Linked DNA regions of Homo sapiens: region 1 is linked to region 2. A link is an interaction called in ENCODE POLR2A ChIA-PET data of the cell type or tissue named here. Cell type or tissue: GM12878. All regions are shown on one strand. Links, peaks and the distances in the headings refer to the core of each region. The heading gives the core; the rest is flanking DNA.

Region 1 (4,406 bases), core at 335-4,334, 59 kb after region 2:
TTATGCTCTCACACCAGTCTTTCTTTTGCCCCTCTTTCTGATTCCAGGGGTATAGTTCACAAAAATTTCACTGTATAATCTGTTCTCACCATCTGTTTGTGTGCCTACCATTTTGAAATTATATCAGGAATTGAATGCTGTAATAAAACTGTAAACATTTACATGATTTCCTTCACAATATATGCTGAGTATAGTTTTGTCAGATGCCCAAGTTATACTAGGAAAGAGCTAAATTCATTCAAGTTTTTTTTCTGATTTTTTAATTGTAAAATACACATCTCATTTTTAAATGTACAGTTCAATATTATTAAATACATTCATAACGTTGTGCACCCATTACCACCATCCATCTCCAAAAGTCTTTTCATCTTGTAAAACTGAAACTCAACCCATTAAACATTCCCTTCCTATTGCTCACTACTCCCAGACCTTGGCACCCACTGTTCTGCTTTCTATCTCCATGATTTTGACTACTGTACTCTACCTCATAGAAGTGGAATCATTAAGCACATGCTTTTTTTTTTTTTTTTTTTTTGAGACGGAGTCTTGGTCTGTCGCCCAGGCTGGAATGCAGTGGCGCGATCTCAGCTCACTGCAAGCTCTGCCTCCCAGGTTCATGCCATTCTTCTGACTCAGCTTCCCGAGTAGCTGGGACTACAGGCGCCCAACACCATGCCCGGGTGATTTTTTGTATTTTTAGTAGAGATGGGGTTTCACTGTGTTAGCTAGGATGGTCTCAATCTCCTGACCTTGTGATCTGCCCGCCTCGGCCTCCCAAAGTGCTGGGATTACAGGCGTGTGCCACCGCGCCTGGCCAAGCATATGCTTTTTTATGACTGGCTTATTTCACTTAGCATTATGTTCTCAAGGTTCATCTGTGTTGTAGCATATTGCAGAATGTCCTTTTTAAAAAATTTCCTGTTTTAAAATGGACAATTATTGTACATATTCATAGGGTACATAGTGATGCTTTGATACATATAATGATACATATAATTAATTAAGGTTGTTACTCAAAGTTGTGGTGATTGGTATCAATATGTTGTTAAAATGAAATCCAGCGCCTTTATTTTGGAAATTCCATCTTGATTTGATATTTGGGATATATAAAAAATGTGGTTGTAATACATCTGATGAAATTTAAACATCAAACATACTGAAGACCAAAATGAAGTTGGAAAGGCATTAGCTAAAACAATTGGCATGTAAATAAGGATCTTAGTAGTGAATTTTTTCCTTGGCTTTCTTCTTGATAGAGTTCATTTAGAAAACTGAGTGAACTAAGAAATTGTTTTTGTTTGTTGAAGGCGGATGGCAGGATGAAACCTGGCCAGATGGTTGGACTGCGGTGACAAGAGACGGAAAGCGGTCTGCTCAGTTTGAGCACACCCTCCTGGTCACAGACACTGGCTGTGAAATCCTAACCCGGCGACTTGACAGTGCACGGCCTCACTTCATGTCTCAATTTTAATTTCTCCCAAGATGGCACATCTCAGTACCTTCTTACTGTGCTATGCATTTTATTGAGAGTACAGAAAGGAAGAGGAACCTTTTTTTAATCACTTGTTTTGTTTTGACTATAGATAAGAAAGGACTACAGCATTTGATGTGTGTCCTCAAGAACTTGTCTTGGGTCTGAAAAAGCTGAGAAGAATAAAGGAAACATTGCTCAACTCTTCAGCCCCCTCCCCCTGCACACCTGTTTTCTCATTTGCCCTTTGAGCACTTTTACTTAAACTTGCTTGTAGTTGCTTTTATCACTGCCGCAAAACAGCCATCAAGAGCCATCTGCTTTCCAGGTGAACATTGGAAATGAGAATCTTTGAAACTTAGCAATATGTGTTGCACCAGATTTTTTAAATTATATATATGGAAATATATATGTATACATTTTAAGTTCTGTATACATAATTACCAAACACTATGTGACCTGGAGTTTGTGTTGTTTCTGCTCTGACAGGTTTATATGTTCTTACAAATGGATCCATAGTTTGCAGTGATTTAATTCCTGGTTGGGATTTGGCCTCCCCTCTCCCCCATGCTAATTATTTACCCTTGTAATTGTGCATAGGGAAGCACTCACCCAATGAGACTTTCTCCAATGTGGACTCTGTGTGTCAGTGAATGAATGTAGTAAAATTCACTTTGGAAGGTTATCAGGCTTTTAAAAATCTAGTTTATGGCAAAAATAGCCATTTTCCAAGTGGTGGCTGACTGTTGCAGGGAATGAGAATTTCATAATACACTGCTATTTCAGACCTCTGTTTGGTCAGAAATGGAAAAGAAAAAGCCCCCTTTCTTCCCTTTTCTGTTTTACTTCAAGGGCATACCTTGGAGGTGCTCAGAGAAGCGTGAAGTTTGCACTATGGTGGAGGATGGGGAAAGAGTTCTAAAGTGTCTCCAGCTGTGAACCCAGGAGGTCAAGTGGGCTATTAAAATCTAACGTTGAGTAAATGTGATAGTGATGAGAAAGGAATTTTGTGTACTGTAACCTTGCAGTAGAGATGCAGCTGTCCTTCGTGTGTGGAAACACACCTCTCCTTTACATAGTTGGGAACCTCATTAGAAATGACCTCAGCTGCCCCATATCTACGTTCCTTTCAGCAGTTGTCCAAGTAGGAGTGTATCCAGTGAAGACATATCAAATCACAAAGTCATTGTCATTAGAGTGTACTTGATTACTGGGCATCCTTGTAATATAATTTCATACCACTGACACATTATACTTGTAAGAGAACATCTTTCCCAGAGTGCCTCAGACCTTATTGCTTTAAAATATAATAATGTTTTCATTACTTTTATTATTTGAATGATTTAGTAAAGTTGACTGAATCTGGTATAGACTTTGGGAGTATGTGTGTGAAGTTTTTATCAAACTGTAATATTTGTGAATGGAATGCCTTGCAATATGAATGTTAATATAATGTGTAAAGGGAGATTAAAAAGTTTGAATGATTATCCTACCATGTAGTCATTAACTTTGCTGCATTTCTTTGGGATTTCAGAGGGAAATGGTGGGAATGGGGAGGCTGTTTGATAATCTAAAATAAATTCATGACCATTTGAGTAGAAATGTTTTTTCAGGTGTAATGGCTGTACATAAACTCAGTAGAGTGCCAGCAGCATTTGAGATGCAACCATATTTTTGAGAGCTTTTAAGACAGAATGCTGAATATTAGGGGAGCATTTTATGTACTGATTGTGGAATTAACAATGTGGGCTTATTCAGTGTCTGTCATTAGAATATAAGCTGAAGGAAGAAAGATCTTGGTGTGATAGTTTTTTGGTTAAAAGATAAAACACCACACTGGTGATAATGCTTTTCTTAGTTTGGGAGATTTTAAAACAATATGGACTCTAGTCTAATTGCATATATCTAATTACAAATGTTCATTGGATTTAGGTGACAAAACACCTAGTTTCATCATTCTGCCACCTTTTTACAAAACAAGTCAGAGCATGGTGTGCGAGCCTGTAGCATTAGCTACTCTTGAGACTGAGATGGGGGGATCGCTTGAGCCCAGGAGTTCAAGGTTACAGTGAGCTATGATTGTGCCACTACACTCCAGCCTGGGTGAGAGAGAGAGACCTCATCTCAAAAAAAAAAAAAAAAAAAAAAAAAAAATCAAAGTATTAACTTCTTTTTTTACATTAACTTTTAGAATAATTTTTTCCCCCTGCCAGTCTTCCAACTCCTTTGGAATTATAACTTGGAAGAAGGGAAACATGAACTTCATTTTATGTCTTTTGTTGATAAAAAGGATTAACCAACACCTTTATACCACTTGCACCCACATATCTAAATTAATAGGCAAGAGTTGATGAGGTTTAGGAATTTGTTTGCTTGATTCCTCAGTTTGTTCTCTAACGACTTCTGGGTTTTCATTGGATTTGGTTAAAACTGAGAGCAGGATGCTCCCCTTTGCTTAACCTCTACCCTCATGGTATCTGTAAGCGATTTCCTTCCTGTTTTTCCCTTCTTTTAAAATTTTTATTTTTTATCTCCAACTTTTTATATTGAAAATTTTCAAATTACAGAAAAGTTGAAAGTATAGTACAGTGAAATAATCATATATCCCTTACCTTTATCTAACAAATGTCATTTTGTCACCTTTGCTTTATCTCTGTATAAGCACTTTTCTTTTGAAAGAAGCAACATCGTACTTCACCCTACTACATCAGCATGTATCTCTTAACCTAATGACATTCTTTTACATGATCATAACACAATTAGAAATTTAGTATTAATACAGAATTATATAATGTATAGGATATAAACTTTAATTTTCCCCCAAAATGTTATTTAAAGCTTCCAAATTCATGGCATTTAGTTGTCATGTATCTGTAGTCTCCTTTTTTTTTAGATGGAGTTTCACTCTTGTTCAGGCTGGAGTGCAGTGGTACAA
Region 2 (4,406 bases), core at 138-4,137:
CTGGAATTCATCTTCATTAAAGGAGATATTATCATGTTGTGCGTTTTTATTTATAGGGATTTTCTTTAAATTCCTCATGTCACTTCAGACCACCCTTAAACACTCCTGTAAGTTAGCTGAGTTTAGGTACAAATGCCATAGCTTCTTATAAGCAAAAAGATAGGATGAGGTAAAGAGAAATTATGAGTCTTTTTAAAACAAAACAAAAATAATTTCATAAATTGTTTATTGTAGAAAAATAGAAAATATGTGTGAAGATAATCAATTACCCAGAGATGATTTCTATGAAATTTTGGTGTGTATTCTTAAGAACATATTTGCGTATTTATTCATGTGCACACAGTTGTGTATGTTTTTACAAAAATGGCAACCATAATACATATAATCTTAGAGAATTTTCTCATCCTTAATGTCTTAACCAGTGTTTTGGTAGTGTCATGTCATGGCTACATTTACATGATCCTTTATAAAGACTGTTATGGGTGTACTGTCATTTGTTTATTCACTTATAGTTGAATTTAATTTCTTTTCAATTTTTTACCTTCTGTTTACTCTTCAATAAATATTCCTCGAAAATTTAAATCATTTTGACTTACTCAGGAACGTATAATAATGGTACAGGATTTGGTACATGAACCCAGAATTGAACTATCCTAAGCTAATTCTATATCCTTTTCCAGAACAGTGGTTCTCACAGTGTAGTTAGTGGATTATTGTTGGTTTGAGGGCCTTCTGGTCATCTATGAAGTTTTGGCATGAAATATACCTACATTACAGTAGAATTTGTAAAACAACAACAACAAAAAAACGAGCATCATTTGGTTGGTAGGCAATCAAAAGTTATACCAGTCTTTGAGTTACCTTTTTGGAAATTGAAGTGCTATAGGAAATGTGATCTTATACTGTTCACTTAGTTTGTGGATTGAAATCAAGTTTTAGTCATGGTTTTTTAAGGTGAATCTTTTTCATGTTTAGCATATTTGCAAAATTTTAGTTAAGTTTTAGTAAATTTCATAGGAGTGACAGACATAAGTGCATAGCTAAGCTCATTCCAGCTCTAGATATTCGGAAGAAAAGCAGTGGCACGGTAACTCCTTCTGTAATTGTCTTTGGTATTACTGCAATAGCAAACACTTTTAGATAGATATTAAATAGGCAGAAATACTTTATAAAGCAACCGTTGAGCTTCATTCTGTATCAAATGTTTAATGTAATGGAATATAAATGTAATTACAACCCTTTGTGCTTGATCCTGAACTTCGCCTGACCTCACAGTTTTAACATGAAGCATTCTTTTATTCATGCTTGGGCAGGTAGTGCTCCCAGCTCAACAATTATAAGTCTTTTCCTTTGATTTCCTTGATTGGTATCAGTCTTGTCTCTGGGTTTGAATAAAGAGCAATTCAAAACACTCTGTAAACGAGGCCTGCCTTTCTCATTGTGTGTGCATGTGTGTGTGGGGCACCTTATGGATGAAACTAGGATAGGGACCCCATGGAACTTCTCATGCTTTGTAAGTTGTAAATAAGTTCTCTCCTGTTTTTATCTCCAGTAACCTGACTTATTGCAAGGCTCAGTAAAGATTTCTTCCTGATACACCAGAGCTGTGCCATGTCTGTTGGAAAGCATTTCTAAAAACCCTGTTAAGGCCAGGCGCCGTGGCTTATGCCTGTAATCCCAGCACTTTGGGAGGCTGAGGCGGGCAGATATCTTGCTACGAGATCAGCCTGGTCAACATGGGGAAACCCCGTTTCTACTGAAAATACAAAAATTAGCTGGGTGGTGATGGTGCATGCCTGTAATCCCAGCTACTACTCAGGAGGCTGAGGCACAAGAATCTCTTGAACCTGAGAGGTGGAGTTTCAGTGAGCTGAGATTGCGCCACTGCACTCCAGCCTGGGCAACAGAATAAGACTGTCTCAAAAACAAACAAACAAACAAAAAACAACAAACCAAGAAAAGCCCCTGTTAATTGGGGTCTGCTATCTGCTAATGTGGCATTTATCTGGGTCACAGGCTCAAGCCTTTAAAGAGTGGTTAGGATATAAATGATAAGTGAAATTGTAACTTTAGCAACTTCCCTTATCATTATAAAGTGGGAGGCAACAGAGACTTCTCTGTGTTTTGAATGTGTGTTTAATGATTCTTCTGTGATTTAAGTACAAAACGCAAACCAATCTTTGCATCACATTCTGAAGGTTAACCCTGTCTTATCCAGCAAGTTACAGGCTTAGTCGTTCAATAAAATAGGTAAATGTAAGTTCCGTTAGGTTTTAAAAATGTCATAACTTTTTTTTGTCTTCTGAGTGGGGATTTATGTTATTACTGATTATTTCACTAACTGGTAATAGGGATGGGATTGACTATTAGAATACTGTTAACTTCTCACTCCACTAAACAAATGATAGAGAAAAATGTGAATGTTGTTACATGAATAATTTAATATTGCTTTTGAATTAAAGTTTTAAGGACCATAAAGTCAGGATCTGTCGATGTATGTTTTCTAAATTGTTTTTGATATTGAGTAGAATAAAAATATTAGTAAATGTTTGGGAAAAAAACTCAAACTTTTTTCCCTCTGTTCTCATACCACAACAGTCATCAACACAGATGATTTCTGTAACCAAACCTATGGGGGTTTCTCCTCACCACCAAGCGAGCAATCATTTCTGCAGTGGACACCAACTGGGTGTCCTTTAGTTCATTTCCTACACTGTTTGACTGGATATAGTGTCAGATCCCAGAGATAGAGGGCTTAGTCCTCGAAGCTGCCCCTTTCCCACCCTGTTCAGACACCAGTCACGAGTTTGGGCCTCCGGAACTTAAAACTTGACTGGCTTCAAGTTGGGGTTCTCATGGCTCCCCCTCTTTGGGTTTGGTTAATTTGCTAGAGCAGCTCACAGAACTCAGGAAAATACTTATTTTACTAGTTTATTATAAAGGATATTGCAGAGGATACAGATGAAGAGATGCATAGGGCAAGGTATTGGGGAAGGGATGCCAAGCTTCCATGAGTTCAGTGTTCAGCTAGCTATTTGGAAACTCTCTGAACCCAATCCTCTTGGGTTTTTATGGAATCTTCATTCCTTCAGGGTATATGGGGTGGGACCCTCTCTGGAATGAGAGTCTTATGACCCACATCACAAAGGTGGGGGTTAGACACTTGCCTTCAGGTAGGGTGAAAGGAAGAGAGCAGGAGAAGGTTGGAGAGAGTCTGTTTCCTGAGGCCTAAAGCACCCAACACTATAACGAGACTGCAACAAGGCTAGGGGAGTTATTAGCCAAGGAACTGTGGACAGATACACACACACACACACACACACACACACACACACACATACACACACACACACACACACACACACACAAAATAACACAGCAAATCATCCACGGGATCTAAAGAAGCATGATACAGTAAATGCCTATATACCTACCATCTAACTTATTAAAAAGAACATTACCAGGAAAACAAGTGAAAACAGAAGGCTCCTTTTTCTTTGTCCCTCATCCAAGAGGTATTCCATATCCTGAATTTTGTGTTTATCATTCATTTGCATTTCCATGTTTGATTTCTTAAAAAATGTATTTTTAATGTTTTTGAAATTTTTTTTACCAACAAAATGATTACATGTATTCTTTTACAACATGCGTTTTTTTGTTTGTCATTATGTTCCTGAGATTTATCCATGTTTCATTGTAGCTCTGGTTCATTTTCATTGTTTTCACTGCTATGTGATATTCCAATAAATTAATATATCATAACTTTTACATTCTTCTGTCAATGGAAATTTGGGTTGTTACGGTTTTTCTATTATAAATAGTCCTCCTCTAGACATTCTTGTGCCTGATTCTTGGTGCCTGTTTGTAAAAATTTCTCTTGGGTATACCCCTAAGGAGTAAATTTTTTGGGTCATAGGATATGTGTTTAGCTTTACTTTGATGATACCAGATTGTTTTCCAAAGTGGTTGTACTTCAAAATAAATAATTGGGACATAATTAAAGTAAAAAGCTTCTGCACAGCAAAAATAATAATAATAATCACAGTAAACAGACAACCTGTAGGGAGAAAATATTTGCAAACTATGCATCTGACAAAGGACTAATACCCAGAATCTACAAGGAACTCAAACAAATCAGCAAGAAAAAAAAATCAAATAATCTCATCAAAAAGTGGGCAAATGACCTAAATAGAATTTTCTCAAAAGAAGATATGGCCAACAAACATATGAAAAAATGCTCAATGTCACTAATCATCAGGGAAATGCAAATTAAAACCACAATGAGATACCACCTTACTCCAGCCAGAATGGCCATTACTAAAAAGTCAAAGAACAATAGATGTTGGCATGGATGTGATGAAAAGGGAATACTTAAACACTGCTGGTGGGAATGTAATTTAGTACAA

What was found. ChIA-PET counts read pairs that join two places held together with the same protein. Peaks named below come from ENCODE experiments on the same cell type or tissue, not always from the same donor. Only the 100,000 strongest peaks of a DNase experiment are listed, where the experiment ranks them.
Region 1: POLR2A ChIA-PET joins it to region 2 with 7 read pairs; 26 of 35 experiments call an interaction of 5 or more read pairs at or near these places.

Annotation. Positions count from the first base shown.
Region 1 is chr4:99,059,847-99,064,252 of GRCh38, forward strand. It overlaps METAP1 (methionyl aminopeptidase 1), which reads left to right. Exons shown (of 11, transcript NM_015143.3): 11 at 1,308-2,963. The coding sequence ends at 1,471. Among named protein-coding and RNA genes, the nearest start is that of ADH5, 27 kb to the right of the region's middle. In GM12878, for the core only: no CTCF peak of the experiment used is centred there; a DNase peak (open chromatin) is centred at 2,375.
Region 2 is chr4:99,001,146-99,005,551 of GRCh38, forward strand. The region is part of intron 1 of METAP1 (methionyl aminopeptidase 1); the gene reads left to right. Among named protein-coding and RNA genes, the nearest start is that of MIR3684, 6.0 kb to the left of the region's middle. In GM12878, for the core only: no CTCF peak of the experiment used is centred there; no DNase peak of the experiment used is centred there.